3 separate regions of the Homo sapiens genome follow, and regions 1 and 2 are each linked to region 3. The links are chromatin contacts, found by Hi-C or POLR2A ChIA-PET in ENCODE. All regions are on one chromosome and are shown on one strand. Each heading gives the region's core, a stretch centred on a gene start or an enhancer-like site at or near the end of the contact. The rest is flanking DNA. Distances are from core to core; before and after follow the strand shown. Region 1 overlaps GPSM1 (G protein signaling modulator 1). Region 2 has its middle 39 kb from the start of TMEM250. Region 3 overlaps QSOX2 (quiescin sulfhydryl oxidase 2).

Region 1 (2,804 bases), core at 144-2,643, 110 kb after region 3:
AGGAAGTGCCCGCCCCAAGCTGGGAATCTGACTGCCTCCCCTCCCCTCCCCAGAAGGCAAGGTGGGGTTCTAGGCTGCCCCGGGAAGGGCAGACGGACAAAGCTCATGGGGAGGCAGGCGGTGGGGGAGCCGGCCTATGGGAGGTCTGGGCCATCTGCCTCCTGGCCTGAGCCACAGAGCAGCGCCTGCCGGGTGGAGCCCGGCTGTCAGCACGGGGTCCTGTGCCCAGCCCTAAACTTAACCCCATCTCAGCCTGAGCAGTGGGCACAGCAGTCTCAGGTCCTCCGGGGAGGAGTGGTGGCGGCTCAGGGTGGTCAGGCAACTTGCCAGAGCCTGGCAGGACCCCCCGTCCCCCTGGGGCCAACAGTCCCGCTCTGTGGCCATGTGAGGGTGGGGATGAAGCTGGACCCCAGAGAGGCCCCAGTGGGATTCCGGGGCAGGGGACCATCGGGCAGACTGCGTCCCCATTCTTACCTTCCACCCCTCACCCTGGAGCCCTCCTCCTGGGGGCTGACCCTGCCACTCTGCACAGGAAGACGCTGCAACTGTCTCGGCAGCTCAGGGACCAGGCAGTGGAGGCGCAGGCCTGCTACAGTCTGGGCAACACCTACACGCTGCTGCAGGACTACGAGCGCGCGGCCGAGTACCACCTGCGGCACCTGCTCATTGCCCAGGAGCTGGCCGACAGGTGCGTGGGCGCGGACGCGGCGGGCAGACCCGGCCCGGCCCACAGGCTGAATTACCGCGGCCCAGGCGAGGTGGCCTGGGTCCCATCCCCTGCTCTGCCACTGACCATGCTGTGACCCAGGAGTGGCAACGCCACTGTGGGGACTGAGCCAGACAGTGTGGACATTGGGCCGGCCACTGACCCCTGGCACAAGCGGGTGGGGTCCCCCTCCCATCCCTCAATTCGCCACCCTGTTGCCCCCACCACCCATGTATGTATGTAAATATCACTCTCTGGAGAGAGACAGGCTGGCAAACCACAGGCCCCTAAGTACTGTCTTGTGTGCAGGTCTGGGGTGGGTGGTGGCCGGAACAAGGGGCTCAGAGCCACAGGCCTGTGGCCTTTCACAGGCAGCAGAGAGGAGAGGTCTTTTGAAAGGCTGCCCTGCCTGGAGGCTTAAAAGTGGCCCAAGGTTTTCCTTTGTGGCGTGGTGAGGAGAATGTTCTGGAATAGACAGAGGTGCCGGTTGCACAGCATGAATGTACAAAATGCCAGTGGATCGTCCACGTGAAAATGATCAAATTCCTGTTAGACGCATTTCCCTCCAATATAAAAACAACCCCCTCACCCAGTGACTTGGAGGGTGCCCGTAAGGGTGGAGGGAGTGCAAGGGAGGAGGCTTGCCGGCCGCCAGGGGGCGAGCGAGGCCAAGGGCCCAGAAACTGCCCGCAAAGGCAGAGCCGGCCACAGGCCAGGTTGCTTGGACTCTGCGCTAATCCTTTTAATGGGAAGAAAAAAGGCAGAGCTGATTGGGGCTTATGCTTGAAGGTGGCAGAATTTGTGGGAGGTCCAGCTGGGGGCATTATCCTGTCATCCGGCCAATGCCCCTTGGGCCTGGGGGCCCCTGATGACCCTCGAAGCCAGGGTCATGCTGGGGCCGTGACCACCAGGGGAGGGGCTGGGGCTGGGGGCTGGCCTGGAGAGGGCGGGTATGAATCTGGTCTCCCTCTCTGGCAGAGTGGGCGAGGGCCGGGCGTGCTGGAGCCTGGGAAATGCCTACGTGTCCATGGGGCGCCCAGCGCAGGCCCTGACCTTCGCCAAGAAGCACCTGCAGATCTCCCAGGAGGTGAGCCAGGCCTGCCCCCAGAAGTCCCGGGCACTGCCCAGCCCACTCCAGACGGGCCGGGTCCCCTCTGCCCCGAGCGAGCGTGTGCGTGCCTGGGCCCCCCTCATCCTTTCAGGGCCATTGCAGCTGCCTGGTCCTTCCGAGGCCTGGTGATGACATGTCTACCATGCCCGGGGGTTTTTCCTGCAGCCCCCAGCTGGTGCCTTCCTGGGCAGCTGCGTCTCCTCCTCCTTGGAGAGTTTGCACAGGGTCTCTGTGGGCTCCGCCCATCAGCGCCCTCCTACTGTGGTCAGGGCGGAACATCACAGATGAACTGTGGGCCTCCCGGCTCCCGGCCTGTCCTTACATCACCCACTCCCACGCCACCTCCCTCTGCACACCCCGAGCCTGTTCATGCTAAAGACGGTGCCAGCCCCTACTGACCACCATAGACCCATGTAGGAGGTGGCCGGGTGGGGAGGCCTGCAGGTGCCCAGGTGAGGGTGGAGAGGGGCGGGCATGGGAAGGTCAGCAGAGCCCTCGTCTGAAGAGCTTCACTGGCAGCCAGCAGGCAGCCCCCGTGTCCCTCTGAGTGCAGGCTACAGCCTCCAGGGCCTTCCAGGGCTCCATGTGGCCCTCCCCCCAACCCCATGCCACCTCTCTTCTGCTTGACTTAAGCAAACAGTTAGTTCCTGAGTGATGTGGATGTTCCCGGGAGGGTCCCCCACAGAGCCTCGGCGCACAAGGCAGGGGCTGAGAGAGGTGCAGCCGGGCGGGGCCGGGCCCCTCGCGCACCGGAGGGCACAGGCCCAACCGCCTGGGACCCCAAGCATCTCTGGGGTGAACTAGGGGCTGTTGAGGACCTGTGGGGCCACCTCACCCAGGGACAGACCCCCAGACTCCACCTCCGGGTCCACAGTGAGTCCTGGTTCCCTCAGAGGCCCAGGGGTCAGTGACCAGTTCAGGTCACTCAGAAGGTCAGGGACGGGTGTACTGGGGGCCATTAAGGTCCCCTTGGAGCCCACAGCAGGG
Region 2 (2,788 bases), core at 50-2,549, 67 kb before region 3:
CCCAGTGGCTCCCATTACCTCGGGGGAAGAGCCACAAATCACCGTGACAGACCAATCAACAGGCCGGGGAATTTTTACACACGCTGCCTCTTGAAGGATGAGTCCCCCTCAGCAGAGCATCAGAATAAATCTCCTCAAAAACTTTCCCCTGAGCCCACCTCCCCCCGGGGCCCCGAGTGGCTGGTGGCCTCCCCCGAACTCACCAGGGCCAAGCCCACCTGCGTCCCTTCCGGCTGGCGGGGCTGGGACCCTCTGCCGCCGTCCCCACTGGACGCCTCCCTGTGTCCCAGGAGGCCGACTCTGAGCTGGGGGTGGTCTGGGGGCCACCAGGGCTGGCTCTGACCAAGTCCACCCCGAGCTGTCCAGCCACGTCCCTGCCGGGACACTGCTGGCCCCTTAGTCCCCCATTCAATGTTGTTGGGCCCTCCCAGCAGGGCCGGAACACCTCATTTCAGCAGGAAGAAAGAAAGCTTTATAAAATAATTCATAGGAAACTTAAAACACTCAGACACCAAGAAATTGCAAATGGGGAAATATGATGGATTATGGGCTGGAGGAAGGCGACTTCCGCAGGCAAAATTGATCCCTTGGAAAATGGTTTTGTCTGCTATGAAAAATGGGTAATATCTCGCTGGGGCTCAAGAGCTATAATCCCGAAAATAATTTGCTTTTGATTTCCTTTTAGCCCCTGTTCTCCCCCCAACCCGTCCCCATTTAGGAGCCCTGGGCCTGCTCGTGGTGGGGGCCCCCTCTTTGTCAGGGCACCTGCTGGGGGCTCCCCCACTTGGTATTGGCTGGTCTACTTAGAGAGAGTCTTTTCTCAACTGATGGCTGACGGGGGTCGGCTCCCAGCGTGGCCGCCTCCCATGCCCCCAGCCCTCCTCTCTTCAAGAATTCCCAATTAGCTTGTCCCTTATCAGGGACTTTTTAAAAACCAAGCATCCAAGAAAAACATCGCATCATCTCTCAGCTGGGCTTGCAGGAAACCGTATCATTTCCTCCCCACCAGATATGCCGAGCAATGTTTCAATCAGAGATTCATGTCAGTACAACAGAACCAGAGAGGGGCATCCCAACCCCTCACCCTACAGAGGGGGGAGCTGGGGCCAGAGGGGAGGGTCTCTCCAGTCAGAAGTGGAGCTGAACCCAGGGTGGGCTTGGCTTTGGTGGAAGGTGTGGACACAAGCCCAGGACTCCAGCCACTGTGGAGAGGGTGGGGACAGAGCTATGAGCTCCGAGGGCCGAGGCCAGGTCAGAGCTCCTTCCTCTGAGGCCAGCCCTGCCGGGGGCTTTCACGACACCCAGACACTCTGCTCCTCCCCAGGCCTACTAAGTTGGGGTTTCCAGGGCAAGGGCAGGAGGCAGCCGTCCCACGTGGGAGAGGTCGTGCCTCCCAGTGCCTGGAGCTTTCTGCAGGTACAATGCTGCCCCTTCAACCCGTGAGCCACCAAAGGTCTCCCTGGGAGCAACGTCCCCAGCGGCTCCAGGTGGCTCCACGGGGTCCCACCTGCCGGGAGTCTCTGCAGTTCCCCTGTGGGCTGCAGCCTTCAGGGCCCTGTGGCAGCCCCGGGGACACTGGCAGGGCCACAGGGCCACTCGTGGACAAAAGACCTTGGGAGCAAGGGTACAGAGTGCTGTCCCCTGAGGTTGCTTTGTTCCTGTGGCAGCTGCCAGGTTTTCCAGGGATGTGGCTCCTGTAGCAGGAGCCCCAAGTGAGGGGTGCTGGGCCCAGGCTTCCAGGAAGAGAGGCCTGGAGGTGGCTGCTCAGCATCTCCTCATGGCCCAGGGACCTTTCCCTCCAGGGTCTGTTTCTTGAGGGTCACTGCGTGTCTCCAGCAGCATTGTCCTGTGGCCCCAGGGAGGAAAGCATGGGTGACCTGCCATGGGGAAGGCGTTTCCTGGAGGAAGAAAGGGCCAGAGATGCTGGGTGGCCACCCTGTGATGGGTGAGGGCCAGGCCTCATGCCTCACTGCTGGCTGCTCTGCTGCTGTGTCCCTGCAGGGTGACACAGGCACACCTTGCTCTGGGCCAGATAACTCCAGGAAAAGCCTCCATCTGTCAGAGCAGGTGCATGCAGCCCTGTGGGAGAAGCACAGCCAGGGACTCAACCCATTTCTTTCTGCTTGTGCAGCCGGGAAGTAGGGCTGTCCCGTCCCTTACCTGTGAGGCCGTTGAACACTGGCCTCCTTGGGCGTTTGTGCATTCACTCCCTAACCAAGTACCCTGACAAAGCTGAATGCATACATTTGTCTTGGAGCCTTCTGGAAAGAGATGATAAACCTCCCAAAGTTCACCCATCAAGGTCAGCACAAGTGATGTCCTGAACCTTAAGCTCCAGTCAAGCTTGGCAATGCATTTGTTAATTGATTGATTGATTGGTTGATTGACATGAAACTTCCTGATCCCTTTCCCAAAGCTGCCTGTTACATAGCACCGGTGATCCCCCACCCTCACCCCATGCACCGCAGCAGCCGGTCCTAATCCAGCCATCACCAAAACGTGTGCATGAGAGAAGGTATGGAATGGCTTCCCTACCATTTACCCACTGGCCTCTCCCAGAAGACCATCAATGGCCAAGGGCTCTGTGATTCAAGGCCGATCAGCTCTGTAATGAAATGTACCTCCCTTGGTGTATTTCAGGGACATTTGCACACCTGGGCTGGCAGGGACATGGCCACCGTGAGGAGATCTATTTCCCTTGCCTTGCAGACGATGGACCGGGCCCGTCTGTAGAGCCGTGGTGGAGCTGGCCACACGCACACGCAGGCCTATTTTTCAAACAATTGAT
Region 3 (2,700 bases), core at 13-2,512:
TCCTCGTGGGGCAGGCATACACCCAGGGACAGCAGCCCCGTCCCAGCCTGGGGCCCAAAGACAGCAGGGTGCAGGTGGCAGCAACATGTGCAATCCCAATGGGTGTGCCCAATGCCACCCACAGGCGTGGTACAGACAGCGCTGGATTCACACAACTGGAGACCACACAGCAATGACACAAGCATGGGTGGGCCACAGGGACAGGCAACAGAGGCAGATGGCAAGACACGGCACTGCGAGGAGCAGGCCAGGCGGCTCCACTGGGTCACTCACAGGCAGAGCCCCCCCAGGGCGCGGCGAGGAGCAGGCCAGGCAGCTCCACCGGGTCCCTCACAGGCAGAGCCCCCCAGGGTGTGGCCTGCGGGGTCTGATCACACTCTGGGCGATGCTCGGCTGGGTGGGATCATTTGTAAAAATTCATCGGGTGGGTACATGTGATCTGTGCACATCTCCAAATATTTTTACAATAAAAAATTTACTCTGAAAAAGTTTTTACTACAATATTTGCCAAGCAAGGCAAAGCACAAAATTAAAATTTCTCTTTGAAACTATTAATATCTGAACTCTTAAGGGAAAGCAGGCAGGAAGGTCAGCAGAGGGAAAGGTGCTGACCCAGGCTGGGAGCTCCCCAGGCTCTGGGACCGTGTGTCTTTAGCAGGTTTATGAGGGGAATCTCAGGGACTAAAATACAATGCTTATGTCCTTACCTTTAAAATTTTCTCCAGTTGTAAACTCCTTTGTAAATGCTTTAAAATACTAAGAGGAAAAACACAGAACAAGTAAGAGGCAGCCTTCCATGGGCATCTGCATGTGTTTAAGCAACAAAACGCCCGTCACCTTAGAGGGAGCTTTACTCAATTTCCTTCGGAAAGTTTTCATAAATTAATGACAAACCACACGCTTCTCCTTGTCTTTGTGCATATTAATGTTTCCTGTCAGATTTACGAGGGGGCTAAGGTTAGCTCCAATCAGCATTCCCATCATTTACATTTTCTGACCCAACAGGGCTAGAAGCAAGACAGTTCAACTGGGCTGGAATCATAAAAGACACCGCTCTCTGGGACTTGGTAGTGAGCCTATGTCTTAATGGTTAGCTGTAGCGTTAGCTGTGACAACACGGAGGATGTGCAGGAGGAGGAGACACCACGCAGTATCTCTGAGTGGATGATTAGGTTCTTATGTTAACATTAAAAACTTTCTTCATCAAAGGGTACGTTAGAGACAGCGACGAGACAAGGTTACATGATGGCGGAGATGAGGTCGGTAAGAAAAGCACTGGCCAGCTAAGAGGGAAACGTGCAGATGACAGGAAGACACTTCACCCATGACACCCACGGCCCACAAAGCCAGATGTGCTGGCACTGCAGCCGCCAGGGAAATGCAAACGAAGCCGCCAGTGCTTCCTGCTGCACTGGTCCCTGGGCGAGCACAAAACTGCCTGACACTGCTGGCCCTGCAGGTCTGTTGTGCACAGACCCGGTTCGCGGCCCAGTGGCTTCTCTCCCAGCCTCAGCTCTCCCCTTGCCCGGGAAGGCGCACAGCAGCGCCGTTCAAAGCCACCAAAGCCTGGAAGAGCCCACACACCTGGCAACGGGGGGCTCTGGTTCTCAGAGTGACGTCACTGGACAATCCCATCCAATGAGCATCGTAGTGGATCTGGGCAATGTCCCATTAAGTAACAGAAAGAGGGCCCGAAAGTTTACATACAGCACAGTGTGAACTGTGTCTGAAGCAAAATCAAAATACAACAGGAAGCCATGCTGACGTAATCACACGCAGAGGCAGGCAAGCAAGTGTGCGACACAGGCCCCGAGAGGCCCTGGGGCAGGGCTGACACCGGTGCCGCCCAGCGTGGCACCTGTTAGGGCAGGACCACAGGTGCTGCCAGCACAGTGAAAACAACAGCCCCCAAAATACAAGCGAAGCCACCATGACATGACACCACACCACACAGCAAGGCACCAGGGCTGACAAGGACGGAGTTTTACTCAAATTGACAAAGCTTCCCAGGAAGTGGGCCCAAGGCGCCCACGTTTCTGGAGATGTCCATGTCAAGGCACGCAGGAGGCAGTGGCACCCGCAGGTACACACATGCTATGCACGGGCCTGCAACAGGGTCACAGGTACCTCCGCCCCCTAGTGGGAGCAATGGGCACAGCCTTGTCTGCAGGGCTGACTTTGGCTGGGGAAGGCAGAGGCCCTGTGCCTGTGTGTGCGTGTGTGTGTGCATGAGTGTGCATGTGTGAGAGCCCCATGGTACACGGACCACACGCGTGGCTTCAGGCTGGGGTGCCAGCCCTCGCAGTCCTGGTCTCCTTGCGCCCCCTGGCCGTGCAGGCTGCAGGGGGTCTTTTCACGCATCCCCTCCATGTGACCGGGTCTGTGTGAGCGTGGACAGTCCCACAGACACTTCCACAGCACAACAGGGTGGAACAAGAGCTGCCCCCACCAAACATCAGCTCCTACAATTCCTACGAAGTTCCAAGGAGAGAGCCAGAGAAGCCGAAAACACAGGCACTATGATGTGGCGAATTTCAACAGACAAGCAGCCGCGTGATGCTCACCTGGAAGGTGGGGTAGAAGGTGAATTTCAACGGACAAGCAGCCGCGTGATACTCACCCGGAAGGTGGGGTAGAAGTGGATGTCGTAGTCATGGCACACGGCCTGGTTCTTCTCTTCCATGCAGTCCAGAGCTGCGA

Evidence for each region. A loop is a pair of places that touch in the nucleus more often than their neighbours do. ChIA-PET counts read pairs that join two places held with the same protein, here RNA polymerase II (POLR2A). Pooled maps may share reads with other maps.
Region 1: a loop to region 3 is called in a pooled map, with 2.2 times the contacts of the local background. The contact joins two enhancer-like sites. A Hi-C loop is called at or near these places in 1 of 50 pooled maps. POLR2A ChIA-PET finds 5 or more read pairs at or near these places in 3 of 52 experiments (A673, H1 and T-cell).
Region 2: a loop to region 3 is called in a map of endothelial cell of hepatic sinusoid, with 2.2 times the contacts of the local background. The contact joins two enhancer-like sites. A Hi-C loop is called at or near these places in 5 of 168 maps with a recorded cell type or tissue (Caco-2, ectodermal cell, endothelial cell of hepatic sinusoid and 2 more) and 5 of 50 pooled maps. POLR2A ChIA-PET finds 5 or more read pairs at or near these places in 1 of 52 experiments (B cell).

Annotation. Positions count from the first base shown.
Region 1 is chr9:136,338,023-136,340,826 of GRCh38, forward strand. GPSM1 (G protein signaling modulator 1) reads left to right here. Exons shown (of 14, transcript NM_001145638.3): 7 at 533-688; 8 at 1,685-1,793. Among named protein-coding and RNA genes, the nearest start is that of GPSM1, 12 kb to the left of the region's middle. RefSeq lists an enhancer at 1,415-1,464. Within about 2 kb of position 1,394, at least 4 of the 41 ENCODE cell types and tissues checked have a DNase peak (open chromatin) inside an H3K27ac peak, as active enhancers do.
Region 2 is chr9:136,156,690-136,159,477 of GRCh38, forward strand. No RefSeq gene overlaps it. Among named protein-coding and RNA genes, the nearest start is that of TMEM250, 39 kb to the left of the region's middle. RefSeq lists an enhancer at 1-324. Within about 2 kb of position 1,300, at least 2 of the 41 ENCODE cell types and tissues checked have a DNase peak (open chromatin) inside an H3K27ac peak, as active enhancers do.
Region 3 is chr9:136,224,154-136,226,853 of GRCh38, forward strand. QSOX2 (quiescin sulfhydryl oxidase 2) reads right to left here. Exons shown (of 12, transcript NM_181701.4): 2 at 2,621-2,700; 3 at 708-756. Among named protein-coding and RNA genes, the nearest start is that of QSOX2, 20 kb to the right of the region's middle. RefSeq lists enhancers at 1,232-1,281, 1,462-1,541, 1,672-1,891. Within about 2 kb of position 1,263, at least 8 of the 41 ENCODE cell types and tissues checked have a DNase peak (open chromatin) inside an H3K27ac peak, as active enhancers do.